2 separate regions of the Homo sapiens genome follow, and region 2 is linked to region 1. Evidence: chromatin loops called from intact Hi-C (ENCODE). Cell type or tissue: K562. All regions are shown on one strand. Each heading gives the region's core, and the rest is flanking DNA. Links, peaks and the distances in the headings are about the cores only.

Region 1 (10,804 bases), core at 2,244-6,243:
TAACATGTCCTTTCATCTGGCCCAATAGCCTGAGGAATCTTCCTAAATTTCTCATGAGGAAGTAACTCAACCTTCAGTTCTTAGCCCTGGTTCTTAGGCTCATCCGCAAATTAGAATCACCTGGGGAGCTTTTGCAATTCCTGATGCACAGGCCACACCCAGACCAATTGAACCTGACTCTCGGGAGGAGGAATCCACCCATCTGGAAGTTGTAAAGCTCCCCAGATAATAACAATGTGCAGCCAATGTTGAAAACCACAGTTGAGCTAAACAATGTAGATATCATTATGTCTCACAATACATTGTGAAAACAAAGACAAGCCCAAATAGAGGTTGGTAATCAGTTAATCCTGAAGATTTACCCAATAAATTGACAAGTCAGATGTTGCTGGCAATCAAATTGATGTGCACACACACACACACACACCCTTCTACCTGCCCTAGTTTGTTATGATTACCATCTGGGAGAGGTATTTCTGCCCCTCTTTCTTCTCAGGAAGTTTACCGTCTGTACACATCTCATACCCTCAACCAGAGATGGTAACCTTTGAGATACAGGAAAATAAGCAGGTAAGGACCTTTTTAGATTAACTCCTCACCAAAGAGATGGTAACCTTTGAGATACAGGAAAATAAGCGGGTAAGGACCTTTTTTTCCTTCCTCCAGTAGATGAGGGGCAGAATAAGTAGATCTGGGTGGTCTCAAAGTCACATCAGAGCAGAAAGGATATTAGGAGAGATAACCCCACCTTCTGTATTTGCCATGTAAAGCACTCAAAAGATGAGCTACATCAGCCATCTTATGAAATGAGAGAAGACGAATTTTAATCTAACTTGTATTTTAAGGACTCCAACTTGATAAAGTTGAGAATATTCATGTTTTATTTTTCAGCTTTCAGACTCAGCAAGGACACAGAAAGCAGTGAATCCCCTTCACTTCTACTTCTGAGCCACAGACAATCACAGATAATCCCTGACTTCCCTCCCTCTGCTGTAACTCAGAAACTAAGACTGTGGATTTGCTTGGCCCCTTCCTTCAAACCAGTTTGTTTGCATATTTTTGCCTGGTTGAAAACCATTTTTGTATTTTCTCTGGCCCAGTTCTTGGCAACAGAGTCTCCTCCGTGACTGGGGTTGAGAATAGTGAAGCAGAGAGAGCCTTTTGCCTGGCACGTGGACTTCCAGTCCACGGGACTCCAGGTGAAGGCACCTGCTTCAAAGGCAGCAAGAGGAGCCGGGGAGAGAGACAAGCAAATGCAGTGACAGGGAAAGAGACAGTCTAGGAGTGGCCTTGGTCGTGGTTGCCTGATTCAGCTTGCATATGCAGAAATGAAAAACAGCTTCCCATGGAAAACAGGGTCTCAATTTGAACATATGTGTAACAATAGACTGCTGTGCCAGGGGAGTGGGAGCCTGGTTAATTTTTCTCTGAGGGCCCCACAGAAGATGGTTTGGGAGCCAAAGCCCTGAGGGTTTATGGACCATGACAGATGGCCATCCCCATACGGTCCACAGGACCATTCTGTGTCCTCCTGGACCATGACAGATGGCCGTCACCATACAGTCCGCAGCACCGTGTCCTCCTGTGCCTCCTCATCTGTGGCCTCTTCCCCCTCTCTTTCCTTCCTTTTATTCCCAGGGCTGGTTCAGGGTTTATAATCATCAGGCTGACTATAAAGCACCCAAGTATTTTCTTTTCTCTTCAGGATTCAGAGAGTGTCCTCAGTTCTAAAGTCCCTTTCATAAGCAAATAATCACCTAATTTTACAGACTTTAGGCCCAGTTCTTATCTTTCTTAAGACTAGTCTTTTTAAATCCTCTTTAATTTGTTCCTCTAGTCTAGTTTCTGGCCTGCTTCTTCTGTTTCCCTTTCCACCTTTTGTCTCCAGCTCTTGGTTATTGAAACCATCAGCATTATTTTGACAACAGTAGTGCTATTTATTTGTTCCCCTATTTGTTAGGTGCTGGGTATTTTATTGTTGTTGTTCTTTTTAATTTTTTTTTTTTTGGTCAATTCCCTCTCCGTGACTCAGTTTCCTTATCTGTAAAATAGGGATAATAATAAAGAGCTATTGTAAGGATGAACAAGTTAATTTTTGTAAAACACTTAGAACAGTGCCTGTATGTAATAAGTGCCAAACATGTATGTAAAAGTAAGTAAAAATAGCTTACTGTTATTTATAGTAAGCTGTTGGCTTGGAAATACAAGTGGGGTCAGAGGTGAGTGGAAGAAGTGGAAAATGAGTAGAAAGCAGGAATATTTTGAAAGTCTACCTGATAAATACAGTTCATAGTAATTCTTACATAATTTTACTGGGCAAGAAGTTCAAAATTCAAGACATATATTAGTCTCTTTTCACACTGCTATAAATAACTACCTGAGACTGAATAATTTATGAAGAAAATAAGTTTAACTGACTCACAGTTATGCAGGCTTAAGAGGAAGCATGACTGGGAGGCCTCAGGATACTTACAATCGTGGTAGAAGGTGGAGGGGAAGCAAGCACATCTTACCATGGTGGAGCAGGAGAGAGAGAGAAAAGAGGGAAGTGCCGCACACTTTCAAACAATCAGGTCTCCCGAGAACTCACTCACTATCACAAGAACAGCAAGGGGAAAATCTGCCCCCATGATCCAATCACCTCCCAACAGGCCCCTCCTCCAATTCAACATGAGATTTGGGTGGAGACAGAAATCCAAACCATATCATATATTTTGGATTACTTTCCCAAAAGGCCATTATATTATATTTGTCCAAATTTTAGTAGCTTTCGCTCCTTTCACTTAACCTGGAGAGACTTGCCTTATAACTCAGACCCCTAAGTTTGGTGTTTCATTTTCTGGAGGTGCTCAATGTTATCATCAAGTTATGCACTGAAGTAAGTTTCTCCATATCTTTACTGCTGAATGTGTCTTCTGACCTACCAGTGTCTGAAGGGTCAACTGAGTCCCTAGAAGAATGTCTACTTTTCTGTATAAAGAGACCTTTCATTAGACCCTGGCAACATCTAAAATGTGCTCCTTTAATTCTTTCTTCATGCACATAATTTATGGTCTGTGTGCAGCTTCCCACACATCGGGTGCTTTCCAGTGACCTCCCATAGGCTAACTCTTCGTTTTTTGGAAGATGTTTTTCTCATCTACTCTGATGACCAGCTGCCCTCAGCCAGGTGGCCACAGAGGGCTGTTACCCAAACACCTGGCTATTTTGATCTGCCACACACATTTTTCCAGGACTTATAATAAGGCTTTTAAAAAAAATAGTGGTCAAATTTCCTTTTCATTTTCTCTTCTTAATGACTAAGCCCATTGCCTCTTTCTGTGTCTTTAGGAAAATCAGACCCACAAAGAACCACCCTCAACTCCAAACAAGAGCAGACTACTGAGCAGATTTGGGACACATGACATTCCAGCTATTCTTCCAGCTTAATTTAAGTGAAGTTGCTACATTATTTCTTGCTTATGATCTCCTATTAAATGAATATCATATTTTTCTCAGCAGCTGAATGTGCCAGCAATCCCTCAGGCAATGTCAACATGGAGCTTCCTGTATGTTCCAGGAATGGTGCCTAGGAGCTGGGGATAACCTAGACACAGCCTCTGCTCACCTGTAACTTAGAACACTATCTTTGGCCGCAAGATAACTTTGATAAGAGATAAACATAGAAATTGTTCTCTACTTCTAATATCCATTAGAAACGTCCCTTAAAAAAAAAAAAAACTCCTTTTCCTGAGACAAGCCTTAAGGTGTGGAGCACAACTGCAATATTTAGGTAAGGGTTGCCTTAGCCGTATGTATACTATGTGTATTTAATTATATTTGTGTCTAGCCTTAAAGGCAAACCTGATGCCTCAAATTTGGGAGGTATAATATTACATGCAACAGACTCCCAGTGTAAACTGATTTCAACTCTTTGAGTAACTCCAAATAGTAATTAAGAACTTAGGAGTTGGAGCCAGACGGTGTGGCTTTAAATCCTATTTTTGACAGTTACTGACTTTGGCAAACTTATTCCTTATTAACCTCTCTAATATCCCCTTTTTCCCTTCTCTCTGAAAGGCAATAGTACCACCTATGTTACAGAGTTATTATAAATATCTGATATTAATATATTTCAGATACAGTGCCCTGGCACTCACGGGGCAATCATTAGAGGTAGTCAATAACTGTGACTGTTGTCATCATTACAATGTGTGATAACATGTCATCTTACCCAAGTACACTTTGAATTGCACATGCTCTGAGAGTGGTGTGCAGGAGGAACTCAATGAATAAACTTACTTACTAGCTCAAGAAACTTTGCTGAGTTGCTACTTATTGTTAATAACCCTTGAGTGGCAAAATCTTTGTGTTTTTTTTTGTTAAGAAAAAAATGTGCATCACATGAAAAAGATAAATAGATATATATTTCAGTGAAGATATGATTTAGGAGAATGCCAGTCAACTGTACAGACATTTCTATATTTGTAATTTCAAGGAATATTTGAACATCTTAAACATATTTCTTGTAGATACTATTTTAATCATATTTTATTATTTTACAATCCTTGTAACAAAGAGGATAGATTTTGCTAAGTGAAAGTGAAACACTGTTTCCTACTAGATGAAGTGATAAGAGCAGGGGTCAGCTGGCAAACAAAAAAAGAGTAGCTGGCACTTCCTCTTCTTCCTCAGGGACTGATGACGAAAGGATCAAGGGCTCCACAAACAACTCAGGAGGGTGAGCCACAATTCTAGGAAACAGAACTGTCATTCTAATCTTCTAGCTGCTAAGGAACATTCAGTGGCTCTGTGAATGGCCAGCTTTGATAGCACAATCAAAATCCATAGCTGATCTTTAGAAGATCCACTAAGACATTTCCAGCGAGTCTTATGGTTGTCATGGAAGTGTACACTCAAATTGTCTTCAAGAGAACCTGTTGTGGGGAGCATGATTGACTTGTAAGTTCCAGCTGCCACCCTTTGAATTTACTACTCTAAAGCTATCTTTCCCCCAGACTACTCACAGCCAGCAAGTGAGCATGGTAAGAGGGCAGGTATGAGGGCCAGCCCATTGCTGCCCAGTGAGAATTCTTCTAAGAGATACTTTTGCTCAGGGAACACATCATCCTGGCTGAAACTTTCTCAGAGCTGTGCTACAGTCTGAGACCCTGTCTACCCAATTCTTCCTTCCCTCTCTCCTTTTACAGGTGTCAGACCTGCCTTGTAGTCTGAAGACTCTCCCTGCCTATAATTACTCCCTTTCTCTTTATTCTTCCCAGGTATTTCCTCCAAAAAAACTCTTATAGGTCTTATCCCATCTTGGCTGCTTCTTGGAGGATTTGAACTGGCATTCCTGTCCACCAGATGTGATTCACAAAGTAATTGGGTATATTAGCCTCTGAGTGGAAAATCAATTAGTAGTGACTGCCCAGAGCACCCTCTTGTGAAAATCTCTGAGACTAAGTCTGGGCCCCCAGGAAAGTGTGCTACAATTGATTATCAATGTCTGCAATGGGCTTAGAAGGGAATAGAAAGGCACACATGCCTTGTATTTGTCCATCATGAACACAGTAGTTAGGTCATGCTAGCCTAGGCTTTTAACCTTCCTATCAAGTTATTTAGTGTTGTTAAATTTTAAAATTCGAAATGTTGTAAAATTGCAGTTAAATTGCAGAACTCTTAGCTAAATATCAGTGCCTCTAAACTCGACATCTTTTTGAATGGCAAGCTAAAAGTAAAGCAAGGTACATGTTTTTACTCTTTTTTTAATTTTATTTTTAATTTTGTGGGTATATAGTAAGTGTATATATTTATGGGGTTCATGAGATATTTTCATACAGGCATACAATGTATAATAATCACATCAAGGTAAGTGGATATCCATCACCTCAAGCATTTATCATTTCTTTGTGTTATAAACAATCCAATTATATTCTGTTATTTTTGTTTACAGTATTTGCTCTGTTGTGCTATCAAATACTAGATCTTATTCATTCTATCTAATTATATATATTTTTGTACCCATTAACTATCCCCACTTCCCCCTTCCCCACCTCCACCCCCACCCCCACCACCCTTCCCAGCCTCTAGTAACCATCATCCTACTCTCTGTCTCCTTGAGTTCAACTATTTTAATTCTAACTCCCACAAATAAGTGGTAACCTGTGAAGTTTGTCTTTCTGTAACTTGCTTATTTCACTTAACATAAGGTCTTCCAGTTGTAACAAGGTACACATTTTAGCCTCAATTTCTTCATCTATAAATAAGATCTAAATATTTACTACTTCCCAGAATTATTGTGAAGTTTAAATGAAATTATATTAGGAAAGCTTGCAGCAAAATATTACGCTATTTTACAAGAACTCAGTAAGTGTTAATGTTTAATATTATGGTGCCACTTGACACATAAAACCATAATTTTAAGGTGCATATCTTTATATATTACACTGATTAATAGTTAATTCAAGACAGCGCAGCATGGCTTGCTCATGCATTTAACTAAGGAATATGACAAACTCAACCAAAGTAATAATATGGTTGGGTTTTTCTCCCTTCTTTCTGTAATATGGGCGTCTCACATGGATTGCACTGTTATTAGAAGTTCAGGTCATTTACATAGTGTATAAATAGCTAGATGATGAGACAAATAACATTCTTTGAATTCTGGAAGGACCGTCCTTTAAAAATAATTTGTCGTCAGTGAGAGAGACTGAAGCATAATACCGTAAATTAATAATGACCTCATGACACTTCCTATATACTCAATAAAGAGTTCTCATCAAATCAATACATAAGGGATGCTAATTTTAAGATGATGGGACTTCCTTTTGAAAAAAAAATAATAATGTATTTTTGGTCAGCTCCATCTGCTGGGTCTTCCAAGTCACGTCATTCCCCTCCAGGCGTATGTTCCCCAGGCCTCTCTCCCTGTCTGAGCCACCTCCAACACACACGGCTTCATACCAGATAAACTTGCTCACTATTTCACTAGGAAAATTAAGCCATCAATCTTCAACTCCCTAAGTTTCCTTCTCCCACCCCTATAAACTTGTCTATATCCAACACATCTCTGCCCCTTCTAGGTCCTCTTCCAGTTCAAGCTTAATCCTTCTTCATGAAGCTTGATCCCTTTCCTCTATGCTGGAAGCTTGTTCAGTTATCATTCCTTCTCCCTCCTTCTTTACATTGGATTTTTTATTATGCCAGGCCATATTCAACAGCATAGCACAGGCATGTTAAGTCATCTCTCACTTCAGAGAGCCCTCACCCGAACTACATCTCCTTCTTCCATCCTTCTTGTCATGGGACAGTTTCTCATAGTTTAAGTTCCACTCTTTTACTTCCAAGCTGTCCTTCAAACTCTACAGTCTGATTTCTGCTTTGAGCTCACTCTACTGAAGCCACCCTGATAAAGGGCACTACTGACCTAATGTGCAAATCTTATGAGTATTTTAAGTCTTTATCTTACAGGATTGCTTGGAAGCTCTCAACATTACTGACTGTTTCATTCTAGAAACTTCCTTTATTGGTTTCCATGCTATCCGTCTCTCTTTACATTCCTTCTACTACCATGCTTTCTTATTCCTCCTTTGGCAACCCTTCTTCCTCTGACCATTGTTTCCTAACTCATTGAGCAATTAGTTATTGAGCATCTGCTATGTGTCAAGCACCTTTCCAGGACTGAGGTGAAAGGTTGAACCAGACACAGACCTTACCAGCAGGAACTAAGCACAAAGGGAACATAGAGGCAAACAGTCCATTTTACTTAGTACAATAACTCTAAGAAAGCATCTAGAAGAGGTACTTTTCCTGGGGAAGGGATTGCTTTAGAGGTGGGTTTTGAAGGATCGGTAGGAGTCTACTAGGATCAGAGAGAACAAGGAATGTTCCTGGCAGAGCAACAGCTTGTGAAAAAGCCAGAGGTTAAGATAGAATGTGTATCCGGAGAATCTCAAGTGGGTTAGGTTGACTGGTGCATGTATTTCTGAGAGGAAATAGTGTTAAGATAAAAGGGATAACATGATAATAAAGATCCGCAAAAATATCTACTGTTACCCACATTTCTATACTCGGATCTCTTTCCAATTTCATCCATTCCCGTTGCTTTGCCTCCCCACTGGATGTTCATGACTCTTGAATCCATTAACACTGGTCAGGACCTCATTGCTGAGCACTGGGTCCATAGGTCCAGCAGCCAAAAATAAGTGCACTTCCATCTGGATGTCCCACAGGCACTTCTAATATGTTGGAAACAAAATTCATAATTTAGCTCTCTCCCTGCCTAAAAACAAAACAAAATGCCTTGTACTCTTTCTGTATTCCCTATTTTAATGCATAATACTGCATTCTATTACTAAAGCAAGAAACCTAGGAATCATCCCCGAATCGTTCCTTTATCTAATACAACATCCAGGTGGGGACTAAGGTTCCATAAAGTAAACTTCGTTGTATTTGTATTATGTCTCCTTCTTCTTTTCCTCCACTTTTGCTAATTTAGTTCAGATTCTGCCATCATTCCTCACCTGGACAGTGGCTCTTTACTAACTAATCTCCCTGCATGTAACTGGAGAGCATCCAGTCTACCCTCTATAAAATGCATTGAGTGATGGATCTAAAACAGTGCTTCCCCAACCTTAATGCTATCCAAGATGTAACCTGATTTGCCAAAACACGGGCCCCTTTCCTGGAGACTCTTACTCAGTAGCTCTGGGTGGGGTCTGATAATTTACACTTCTAATAAAGCTCCAAGGTGATGCTAACACAGCAAAAATACAAGCCACACCTGGAGCAGTGCTGATCTAAAACCATCTGATACAGTTACTCTACTGCTTAAATTCCTCAATCATTCTCTATTGCTTAGGGAACTTCAAAGGCTTCATTTTGCGATTTAAGACCTTCGATGATCTAGCCACTGCCAAGCCCTGCCACAGGGTTTCTCATCACGCCCCTGACCTGCATGTGCCATCTGCAGCTCTTCTGAGCTACCTGCAGCTTCCTAAATTTATTCTGCCTTTGTTCATGCTCATAAATCTCTTGCCAGCACCCCTGGCCTCACAGTCCTCTTCCTGGCAAATACCTAACCACCTTTTCAAACTCACCTCAAAAATAGCATCCACAGTGAATCCTCGTGCAAGCCACCTCCCTGCTCCATCCGCCCAAAACTGACAATCCTCTCTTTTGCAATTGCACTATTTAAGTACTTATATTTATTATGAATCCATAAACACTTCACTTTACACACTTACATAACTGTCCGCTATTTGTCTACTTGACAACTGCATGCTCTTCAAGGACAGGACTATGACTCATTCATATTTGTATCTGCAAACCCTGTAGTACCCTTTACCTAGCAGGTGCTCAATAAATGCTGAATGAGCAAATATCATCATAGTTACAATTACAATTCATTAGATATTTACAATATGAAAATTGTTGTGATAGACACTGTACATACATACACAGACATAATATATACATATAAATTCATTTAATTCTCACAACAACTCTAGGAGGTACATATATTATAATCCCAATGTTACAGGAAAGGAAACCAAGACTTATAGAATTTAAGAAACTTTTTTGCAAAGTCACATATCTAGTAAATCACATATCAGTAAGTAACAGAGCCATAAATTAAAGTCACGTCTGATTTTAGACTCCAATCACTTCACTACTGTGCCCTCCTAAAGTGTAACTATGTCATAAAATTAGCATGTTGCCAAGGATTCCACCTCAACACCACATTGTTCTATAGTTAAGAACCTCAAACATTAAGAAGAAATAACCTAAGTATAGAAGACTCCACTAAATAAATCCATAAAACACCATACCTGGCTTATGAAAATCTTCATTGCTTTTGTTCCTAGTGCGTTGTCACTTTTGATTTTAAAATAAGAAATTAAGAATACCAGCAATAAATATCTAGGTCTTTGCCCTGTATATTTTAAGAGGAAACAGTCCTTTGTAATAATAATAATTATTATTATTATGGCGTTATTCTACCCCAGCATTTGTCAAATAAAACTAGCTCTTGAAGATGCTCCAGGAAAAATAAATTGTCAAATAAATTTGGAAACCCTGTACCATAGAGTCTGCTTCTTGGAGATTCATAATGCATGTGTGTTAAAACCTTCTAGACATCCTGCAGTTTAGATTTGAAAAGCTACATATATTCCTCGAGTGTCCCAAACGTATTTGATCATAGAACCCTTGACAAAGAACTAATGTTCTGTAGAGCACACTCCAGAGAACACTGATTTTAGCCATGTCTTTTTGGCTTAAAATAAATGGCACAAAGCTGCACAGCCGACATTTTTTGCCATGTCCATATACCTTGAACTGAGCCAGTTCCACTCAGGGGATCCTTAGTCATGAGCTCATTACTTTCATTGTCTTTGACCACCAGGAGCTGTATTTTTACTATTTTACTTGCAGAGCTTTGAGACTTTGTATCATAATTTTTTTCACGTTAGAGAGAAATTTTATTGGGTTCTTAATATATGGATCACAAAAGGATATACAATTCTTAAAAGAGTTGGTGTAAAAGTTAAAGTGGATGAGAATATAATAAAGGGTAAAATTAGCATTATGGTCTTTAGAGCTATGTCCCAAATTTAGCTCTAACTTTCCAACGGCTAAAGCAAAAAGGGAAAAAATGTTACAAAGACGCATCATGTCCTTAAAAGGAAGATAAACCAACCACTCAGTAGTAACATGCGTTTTCCTGGTACTGAGACATCAGAGCAATAACTTGTGGGACATTATGGGGTGTGGTGGACAAAGCCATTAAACACATCCTACAGTAAAATCAATTGCAAAGGAT
Region 2 (10,804 bases), core at 3,343-7,342, 81 kb after region 1:
GCTAAATGTCCTATCTTCATATTCAAGGAATCATTTACATAAATATAAAAGAAAGTCCTGTTTTAACAGCAGCTCATGTGAAAATGCCTTAAGGCCACGCACAAGACTTCAAACTTCACATAGCCAACAGAAAGATATGGCTCATAAGTAGAAACTGATGCCATCTTACACTGTAGTGGTGCTACACTTAAGAAAACCTGTAGCTTGCCTTCACATCATAGCCCACACCTTATAACATACCTGGCATACACCAGGTGTGTAAACAAAGCTTGCTGAATGTAGAGTGAGAAGTCCCGTGATGCTTTCTGCCAGACAGACCACATCTGGAGATGACACACAATTCTTGACATCAATAACAAAGATTGTGTGAGCCAAAAAAAAAAAAAAAAGGATAATCTTGTCTAGAAGCAATAATAATAATAGCTAATACAGCATTCACTATGTGTTGGGTAATTTTGTAATCATTTTATATGTATGAATTCTTATACTATATAAGATAGGCACAATTATTATGCCCATTTTACAGATGATAAAAGTAAGGAACCAGTAGGTTATACAATCAACCCAAAATCACATAAGTAGTGAGGAGCAGAGCCAGGTTTCAAAACCAGAAAACATGATCTCATAGTCCATGCTCTTGGAAATCAATCATATCAATGTCCCATTGAAATGAAAAAGGAAAATTGTTAGCCTGGAGATGGGGTAGAAAGGAGATTCAGAAAAACATATTAACTGGCTTCATACTTAAATATCTAGGAAGGAATCTAAAGGAGACAGCTATTGGCTCAGTAGAATAAAGAACTTGCTAACACTGTGGATTGTCTCCCTAGTGCACATTAGTGTGCCTGACACATAGGCTCACTGGGTTCCCTGACAATAGAATATCCAGTTAAGAGATAGAGGTCCATCTATAAATGATATCAGTGGCAGTCCCACCCCAGTAAAAAGGTGAGACTAGAAGTCCCATAGAAGTGCTTCTCATTCTCTAAGATCTATAATTCTTCTTTTTTTTTTTTTTTTTTTTTTTGAGACGGAGTCTCACTCACTCTGTCGTCCAGGCTGGAGTGCAGTGGCGCAATCTCAGCTCACTGCAACCTCCACCACCTGGGTTCAAGCAATTCTCCTGCCTCAGCCCCCTGAGTAGCTGAGATTACAGGCGCACATCACCACACCTCACTAATGTTTGTATTTTTTTGAATAGAGATGGGGTTTCACCATGTTGGTCAGGCTGGTCTTGAACTCCTGACCTCGTGATCCACCCACTTCGGCCTCCCAAACTGCTGGGATTATAGGCATGAGCCACCACACCTAGCCAAGATCTATAATTCTAAAAATAATACATGGTCTTCATTCTCAGGCAGCATACAACTCAATGCAGAGAACAAGACAAATATAGCATAATTCAGTGAAGATGGAGATGTAATAAAATAGATTTTAAAATTATCAAAATAATTAAATGAATGGTACTTAGAGCAGTAGGCCCTCACACCACCTTTAAAGGTAAGTAACTCTGCTACCTACTTCCATATCAAGCAACATTAGAAATAGAAGCGGCACAGCAGACAATGCCATAATATAAAATCTTAAGAAATGCCAAGGAATTATATATTATGCACAGGTCAACTCTATATGCAGCTGGTTTTCTGTATCAATAGATAGTGTCAAAGAATTTGAGTTGTTTGGACTATGAAGCCACTTCTCTTCCCCCCAAAAGGAGAATATCTAGCTAAATCTGAGATTAAAGAGGTGGATAAATGTGACCCCTGGCCTGCAAAAGCCAGGAATTAGACACAAGACTATAGCAGGGAGTCTTCAAAGTTGATCTATCACAGGGATGTCTTCCATCAGATGCTAGTGAAGCTAATCCTTTTGCAAAGCATGACAACTTCTCAAGCTTGACTGTGGTGAATCCAAACCAGATTTTTATGCTATATGATCAGCTTTCAAAATACAAAATTATTTTTACATTATATTAGGTTTACATTTATTATATTTAAATTTACAAACAAAGATATAGAAGCCTGCAATGCAGTTTATACAGCATTCTCTGAACTCCCCTGATGCTCATCTGCCAGGATAAAGTATCAGATAATAGTGAGATGTAAATATATGGAACCAGAGCTTCTCTATAACAAAATACTGTCAAATAATGGAGTTTCCCACATCCTTAAAGTAAACCATTCACATTTCCATCTCTAAAGAAAGAGAGCCATAATATTCCATCAGAACATCCTCACTGATATCGCAGCTTTTCATTCGAATATCACCAACTCTGAAGCCTTTATTACTCTGACAGTATGCTGGAATTCTTGGATGCTGACTTACCTTTTTGCAGTCAGATAAGGACTTCTCACTGGCCAATGTGCTGAAAATGGTGGTCTACAAAATAGGAAGATGGAAAACACTTTAGAATTGTTAACATATAATGATAGTGACCATTCCATGTTCATTTCCAATCCAAGGTAGGCACTACCTAACTGTGTCCCCTACTGATTTCTGTGAATTTTAAAATGTGTCTGCCTTCACTATTCCCAAAGCTTCTCTACCCAAGCTGGAACGTTCATTATGGGCCAAGAACCATTCAGTGAGGTAAGGATTCTGTTATCTTCATTTTACAAACAAGGTAACGAACGCACAATTAGGTTAATTGCTATATACCTTGGACATAGTTAGGTCAGGAAGCAAAGCCATCTAACTCCAGAACCCACCTCCAAACACATATGATCTTCTGTCTTAAAGAGATATGTGCATAATGTTAGAGTCAGCTATGCCCAATCTTTCAAATGACAGCTGTTATGAGCCCAAGTGGGAGAATGGAGCTTCTGCCTATGTAAGAGATTTGTGAGTCTGAACAATACCAGGGCTTGCTATCTCCTTTCTACTATCTTTAATGCACTCACTCTCCCTGTAGTTGACCTCTCACACATTTGTATGTATACTTGCTTGGCCTGATGAACCACTCAAAAGGCACTGCAACATTCAAGGCTATATTGGGATTTACATGCAAGTATGTTCCCTTTGGACAATCCTATGAATAAATACATAGCCATGGTCAGCCATACAAACAGTATTGAGATTTTTTTCAGTAAACTTTTTTACATTTTCTTTAATTATAAAACTAATATTTATTCTTAATGAGTTAGTCTCTTTTATACCCTATCCTCCTGAGGTAACCCATAATACAAATTTGTATTCATCTTTCCACACTTTCTCTATTCCCACGCAAATATGTCTGCGCATATTATATAGAAGTCTCGTTCTTATGATCATACCATCTTAATTAAGAATATATTATCAACATCTTTCCAGTTCAGCCCATGCAGATTAATTCATTCTTCTTAATACCTATATAACATGTCATAATATGAATATATCATAATTTTATGCTTTCCTTTATTGATCAACAGGTTTTGGTTCTTTCATTGTTGTTGCTTCTTGTTTTCTTTTGTTTGCTATTACAAAGTATGCTGCAATAAACATGCTTGTATATGGCTGGAAAATCTAGTGTATATAAACTGTCTCCTACTCTCTGCTCTTTTAACATCATAAAAATATTTACCACCTCACCTAAGGTTTTGGTTTGCTTTGCTTTCTGTTTGTTTGTTTGTCTGTTTTGCAATAAGCATGTGAGAAAGCTAAGGATCTAAGTCAGCACATATTCTGGGTCAAAACAACATGCAGTATTAAAGGACAGAAAAGACAGAATGTGAATACACATACAAAAGTGCATCTTTAATTTAAAAAATTAAGTTCAAGGTTTAGGTTAGATATAATCTCCAAGTTTGGTTTGCTGGCCATTTTTATTTCATTTGAGAGGGAAGGAATAAATGTTACTGGGAAAGTTTGAATTAAAAAGGGAAAACTGAAAGAAGGGAAGAATTCTGGTGGCAGAAGAAAAGAGGAAAGGCAAAAGACAAAAAGAAGGACAAAATGAAAAGTTCACAAAAAACAGGCACAAAAAGCAGAATTGTCAAAAAATTAAAAAAGAAGAAAATGGTTTCCATAGAGAAGCAGTCATCTTCACTCAAGGAGAATAAGGGCACATGATGCATTCTAGTTACCAGGATCTATCCTGTTGACCTAATTTCAGCCCTGAAACACAGTAGCAGGTGGTGAAAGGACAGGTATAGCCCTGCAAATTTCATGTCCTCTTGCTCTTTGTGCTGCCAGGTATATCTTAGTTTCTCTCATTTCTGTATTACAATGGGGATGTAAGAAATAGTATTCTTGCTGTCTGTTCAAAGATTAGGGCAGGACAGAGAGAAAAGCCAAAGAACCAGGCAGCATTCCACATGCTACCGTGAACTACCCCACCCACAATCTTCCCATCAGATGTTTTCCTCATGACTTGTCATCATCTTTACTCATTTGTACACATGAGCACTGTGCCATGAGAGAGGCCTCAGTGTTGATTCCCAGATTTCTGCTCCAAGAATGTAAAGACCCACTGAAACTTGGTCATTGCAGTAGTCCCATTACTAGCCCAGTGCTTGGCACAAAGAAGATAACCAATAAATATGAACTGAGTAGATGCAAAAGAAAATAACATCTGGCAAAACTGCAGTCCTTATCCCAAAACATTTCTTTGGAAGCACTGTGCTGGAAAAGCAGCCTCACAGGAAACACTATTATAAAGTGAAGCTCAGGGATATAAGAAAGAAGAGAGATAAAAGACTTCTAAATAATGGTAAAATACACCTTATATTTAGCGTAAAGCTGTTGTCTATTATCTGCTTGGTTTGGCTAAACCAGGCTTTTTCAGTGAAGACCCTGTAAATGTTTTTGGACTAGATAACTCTTTGTTTTGAGGGCACGTGGGGACACACTGTGCACTGTAGGGGGTTCTGTAGCATGTGTGGCCTCTACCCACCAGATGCTACTGACAATCTCCACCTACCTCAGTCATGACAAACAAAAATGTCTCCAGACATTGCTAAATGTTCTCTAGCGGGAAAAACTGCCCACATTTGAGAAAACTGGTCTAAACCCTAAAGGGGCTAGTTATAGAAATGATCCTGATTCCCTGGCTGATGCAACTAAAATTTTTTCCAGGAAATGCAAGTCTAGCGGTGAAAATTTCTCTGCTCAACCCTGAATTCAAGTTTCATTCTCCGTCTGAAATGGGACTCAGAACATAGGGAGGACCCACTCTCCAGCTACTGAAGAGTCCATGTGGGGGCAACTCAAGAGACCATAACTGCATTTTTAAGTAAGCTTTAAGATGCACGAGCACTGCCACCCTAGGGAGAGTAAATTAAGGAACATGTCTAAGAATTCAGACATTAGTGCCATAGCCCCAGGGGAAATGATCTTCAATTAAACAATACCAGTCAACCTTTGAGGGCAGTCTCAAGTGACCAAAGAAACATGTTTGGAGGGAAATTTAGAGTCAGAGATGGGTGAAATTAGCTTCAGTAAAAAATATATATATACATAGGTAATTTTAAATGTTGCATTTGTAGAAAGGAAACACTTTAGCCAAATGGCAAATGTATGCAAAATCTCAAGACTTGGAATGAGTGTGAAAGAGGGGTGGCACGGGTCAATGAGAGTCCATCCCCTTACTTTAGCCATTTTCTAAGGGGAGTTTACGTAGACGCTTGGTCAGTCTCATTTCATTCTCCGCTTCAAAAGACTTTAACTGGCATTCCAGTTTACTAATTGCAGCTATTGTGAGTGACTTTGGGTGGGCTTTCTAAACTTTCCAATAACATGTTCACCTTAATTACTGAAAATGAAAGACTCAAAAAATGGTGACTTGGCCATGCTGTGACTTTCTTGATGAGTGTATCAATATTTTTCTACTAAAAAGGAAACTCCTAATGAGTCACCTCCACCAAAGTTGGCATGATGCTGGGTTTGTCACAGGAGCACAAGCACAATAAAGCACAAGTGACTTTTTTAGAGCATTGACTTCTAACCTTGTTAGTGGGGTGACCAGCATGAAGTGAACAGTATTATACATGGACAGTTTTAGCAATTTCCCAAAAAGAATTTAGATAGGTGAGAACTCTCTTTTGACCATTTATAAACTAATGCCTGAAATCTCACTTATTAGAGCTCTGTTTTTAGCATAAGGCTTTGATTCATAATAGACAAACTCATGAGGGATGTTAAGATATGGGGGGGTTGTCATGGCAGAAGGTAAAATTGGACACTTCATGTATTATAGTTCATTGGTCTGTTACATCTGAAAGGGAATGAGTTTATCAGATCCCTTCTAAAAGCATATTGTTATACCTTGGAGTTTTGGGGGGTTTTTTAAATAATTTCTTCTTTTTTTTTTTTTGAGACAGAGTCTCGTTCTGTCTCCCAGGCTGGAGTGCAGTGCCACGATCTTGGCTCACTGCAACCTCCGCCTCCTGGTTTCAAGCGATTCTTCTGCCTCAGCCTCCTGAGTAGCTGGGATTACAGGCACCCACCACCACACCCAGCTAATTTTTGTATTTTTAGTAGAGATGGGTTTCGCCATGTTGGACAGGCTGGTCTCGAACTCCTGACCTCAGGTGATCTGCCTGCCTAGGCCTCCCCAAGTGCTGGGATTACAAGTGTGAGCCAACATACCCAGCTTGTTTTTTAAATAATTTCAAAAGCAGATTTTGATAGGAGAGAAATGAAGACTTAAGTCATGAGGATATTGGATGCTCATAGTGATGGTAAGCAATCTAAAGACACAGGTCACAGGTTAGGTTCCCTAAAAAGCACACTGTGAGATGGAAATTATGGAAATTAGCAAGCAGAAGCTTTATTAGGAAGTGTTCCTGAGATCACCACTTATAGGAGGATAGGGAAGGATGTGGGATAGAGAAGATAAAGAAGTTGGACCATGGTGCAGACTCAACAAAGATCTCATCCAACAAAATGGAGAGCTCAGAAGCAGATTAAACTCATCCCAAGCTGGAGTGAGACAGAGGCCTGCCCTGGGAAGGCAGCGTGATCCTGGGCAACATGACTGTTTCCAGCCAAGGGCAATTTCCTGGGAGGACTGATAGCTGAGGGCAGTCAGCTGGCAGGACTCCTGGCAGCAGGGAGCTCTGTGCACAGCATTGCCAAGTCCACTACAATCTACTTTGACACACTTTTACCAAGGGCAGATCCTGGCTGTGGCTGATTGACTCTAGTTGAACATGACCCCATATTATAGTTAAAAGTTTGCTGGCCTTTTATGATAGAACCTTTGGACAGAAAAGCAAATTTGCTCAGGAGTCTAGGGCCTAATTCTTGTCCTTTCTTAACAGACCTCCTTGTGAGCTTAAAGTGGATCACTGGCCTTGGGGTCTTGAATTCTTCACTATGAAGTGAGGAAACCCGTATTCATTTCCTTTTAGGTCATGAGAGCCTTGGCCAATTTGAAGAAAGTGGACCTGATTTTATCAGACACATTGTTTGGAAATCAATGAGCATACTGCTTAGTTCTTTCTTCATCCTCTGATAAAAGAACATATCTGACTAAATAATATGGTCAGCTCCTGATTATCTACAGAGGGGAAGAGAATTTCACAGATGAATTTGGGTTCTCCAGAGAAACAGAACCAATAGGATATATAGAGATATATAAGAGGAGATTTCTTATGAGAATTAGTTTGTGTGATCATGGCAGCTGAGGACTCCCACAATGTGCCATCTGCAGCCTGGAGACACAGGGAAGCCAGTGGTGTAATTCAGCCCCTGCCTGGAGGCCTGAGAACCCAGAGGAAGGGGGAGGGAGGCCACCAGCATAAGTCTGAAGGCCCAAGAATCAGGAGCTCCAATATCTGAGGGCTGGAGAAAACGGATGTCCAAGCCCAGACAGAAACGAATTCCACCTTCCTCTGCATTTGTGTTCTATTTGGGCCTTCAATGGATTGGATGATGCCCACCCACCTTGGTGAGGGCAGATCTTCACTCAGTCTTCTGATTCAAATGCTCATCTCTTCCAGAAACAACTTCACAGATATAGCTAGAAATAATGTTTTACCAGCTACCAGGGCATCCCTTAGCCCAGTTAAGTTGACATGTAAAGTTAACCATCACAACGGGTGATTCAAAAAAGCGTAACATAAAATGCCTTTGCATTTGACTTTGAGATACATTCGTGGTTAATTTAGAAGACCGGTACTCCAACATATCTTCCCTAAATTAACATTAATAACTGTTTGTAGAAATATTCCAAGTGGGCAGAAAGGGAAAACTGACCTAAAAGGAAAAGTGAACTGGGATTAAAAAAAAAATGTCCCTAATAAGTCCTTAGACAGAGAGCCCGCAGATAGGAGATCAGTAATTGGTGGCTCATTTAGTCCAGCCTACAGAGAGAGGCTTCCAGAAGGTATGTTGCTTACCCAATTCTCGCTGGTGGAAATGTTTTTGCAAAGTGATTGAGCACTGAAAAGAGACCTCATATATTCCAAAAATTAATTAATTTGTTTATTTTGAGATAGAGTCTCATTCTGTCACCCAGAAAGAAGTGCAGTGGCTCAATCATGACTCACTGCAGCCTTGATTTCCTGAGCTCAAGCAATCCTCCCACCTCAGCCTCCCAAGTAGCTGGGACCAGAGGCATGCATCACCATGCCTGGCTAATTTTTTAAAAATTTTTTGTAGAGATGGAGTCTCACTATGTTGCCCAGGCTGGTCTCCAACTCCTGGGCCAAGTGATCCTCTCACCTCAGCCTCCCAAAGTGCTGAGTACTTTTGATTGCAGGTGTGAGCCACTACAACCAGCCAAATCCATATGTCCTATACTCGTTTTTCTAAGAGAGAGTTTACCTCTGAAAGTTATTACAATGCTGTTTATTCCCATTAAACTCAATTTAGAGAAAGAAACAGAAATAAATCTATTCTATCTCTACTGTGTCATTTTCTGTTATGTAATGCTTATAACTAAGATTTACATTTTTAAAACAGCAAACATCTGACACTTCATTAAATTGGAACAGTCATGTGCAAGAGAATTGCTTAAATATTGAATTATAAAATTAAGAAATTCAGAAATTGAATCTCTAAGGTAGTAATATTATGAAATTTTATTTCAAGTATTATTTGTTCCTTTATGTATGTATGTACCTGTGTTTGGGTGTGTTTTTCACTCTCAGCCTGATACCACCAGACAGAGCCCAGGTAGGTTTGATGAATGTCAAATACAGTTGAAAGCTAACAGCCATTTAAAGGAATGATGTCTGCATAAAGCATCTCCATTTGATACCTTGCACCTCACAGACACAATGGATGATTTCTTACTCATTGGTAGATGTCAAGACTAGACCTATCACATTACTAACAATTTGGAAGTCTCTTACACTTAAATCAATGAGTCCCAAAGTGCACACTACTTGGATGCTTTCTTAGACAGTTTAGCCAGCCAATTCTAGGATTTCTAGACAAAGTATGAATTTCCATTAGGTCTTCATGCTTTAGTAGACTAGTATTGATAGGTATACACTGGATACAGTGGTATTCCCTCCAGGCAAAGTATGGCATTCACATTTATTTTTTTAAAAAACTGCATAATTATAAAACATCAGCCAAAGGAAAAAACATACCACCAAATAAATGATAAAATTACAGTGTTTTCTTGTAGTCCATGAATACTGAAAATTTCAATTAACCAAGTGAAAAGCCATTGAATGTGCCAGCAGGATTTATATCCCAGACTAATGACCATCATCTGCATCCTATTTAGCTAATGAAGGCTTGGAACACTTGTGGATAATTAAGGGAAAGCTGATGGGAGGAAATTCAGACTACTGAAAGATCAAATCTATTTATGTCTGCATTTAAAACTAAACATATTTAATAGTTCACTCAATCAAGCCATAATGTCTGTTCATCTGGGATAAGATAGATGCTCAGAAGTTAAGTAGCTTGGTTAGCTCCCCAAACTCCAAATTCATTCTTCCTTCATTCATTCAATATCCATCTATTGAATACCTACCATGTGCCTCTTCCCTCGTGAATCAACATGACAGTACCATGATCCGCCTAATGTTTTTCCCACAACTTCCCCTTTTCCACCTTCATTAAATGCACCGCTCTGGTTTTCACTTTACCCATCTAACTATTGTCCGGTTACCCATGTAACCTATTTACATGGGTAAAGTTACATGGTTTCACTTTACCCATGTAACTATATCATAACAGAGGTGGCATGGCTGCAATCCAGGGGCATGATGGGAAACACAGGGTGCACAGCAAACTCCCGGCTTTTTCTCAGACATGGCAGAGCAGGGGCAGGCCCCAGTCTGATTAATAGATGGGTGTTCATGTGAGGAAGACTAAGGATGTTAGAAAAAAGACAAAAACCTGGTATCCAGAACAGGAACCAAGCTCAGAGCAGCTCTACTGAATTTCACAGAATAGTTTACCAGTCATCTCATTCAACTGTTATTTTCTCACTTAGGGAGCACCTTAAAACCCCCTCTCTGGATCCCTACCAAAATCCCTGATTCATTTGTGTTTAGCAAATATGGTGCTTCAAGAACCTACAATCCTAGGATCTTTTCCTATGCTGAAAAATGGCAAACATCGGTGGCAGGCATGTTGTGACAGCTCAATCTTAGGGGCACACATTTATGCCTACAGAACCCCTTCCATATGGGAAAGGAAGCTCAGGTGGAAAAACATCAGCACATCAGAGCCTACCCATATCCAGCTGGGCATAGCTGTAAGCCAACGGAGCTCAAACTTCAGAGGCATAAGAATCATCTGGAGAGCTTATTAAAACACAGATTGCTAAGCCCCTCCCCTGGAGGTTCCAACTTAGAAGGGATGGGGTGAGGCCAAAGGATTTGCATTTGTAACACATTTCTAGGTATAGCTGATGCTCCCA

The links. Hi-C counts contacts between places; a loop is a spot of excess contacts. Peaks named below come from ENCODE experiments on the same cell type or tissue, not always from the same donor. Only the 100,000 strongest peaks of a DNase experiment are listed, where the experiment ranks them.
Region 2: it touches region 1 in a loop (2.4-fold over the local background); 1 of 110 quality-filtered maps calls a loop at or near these places.

Annotation. Positions count from the first base shown.
Region 1 is chr4:81,742,738-81,753,541 of GRCh38, forward strand. No RefSeq gene overlaps it. Among named protein-coding and RNA genes, the nearest start is that of RASGEF1B, 280 kb to the left of the region's middle. In K562, for the core only: no CTCF peak of the experiment used is centred there; a DNase peak (open chromatin) is centred at 4,704.
Region 2 is chr4:81,822,193-81,832,996 of GRCh38, forward strand. No RefSeq gene overlaps it. Among named protein-coding and RNA genes, the nearest start is that of RASGEF1B, 360 kb to the left of the region's middle. In K562, for the core only: no CTCF peak of the experiment used is centred there; no DNase peak of the experiment used is centred there.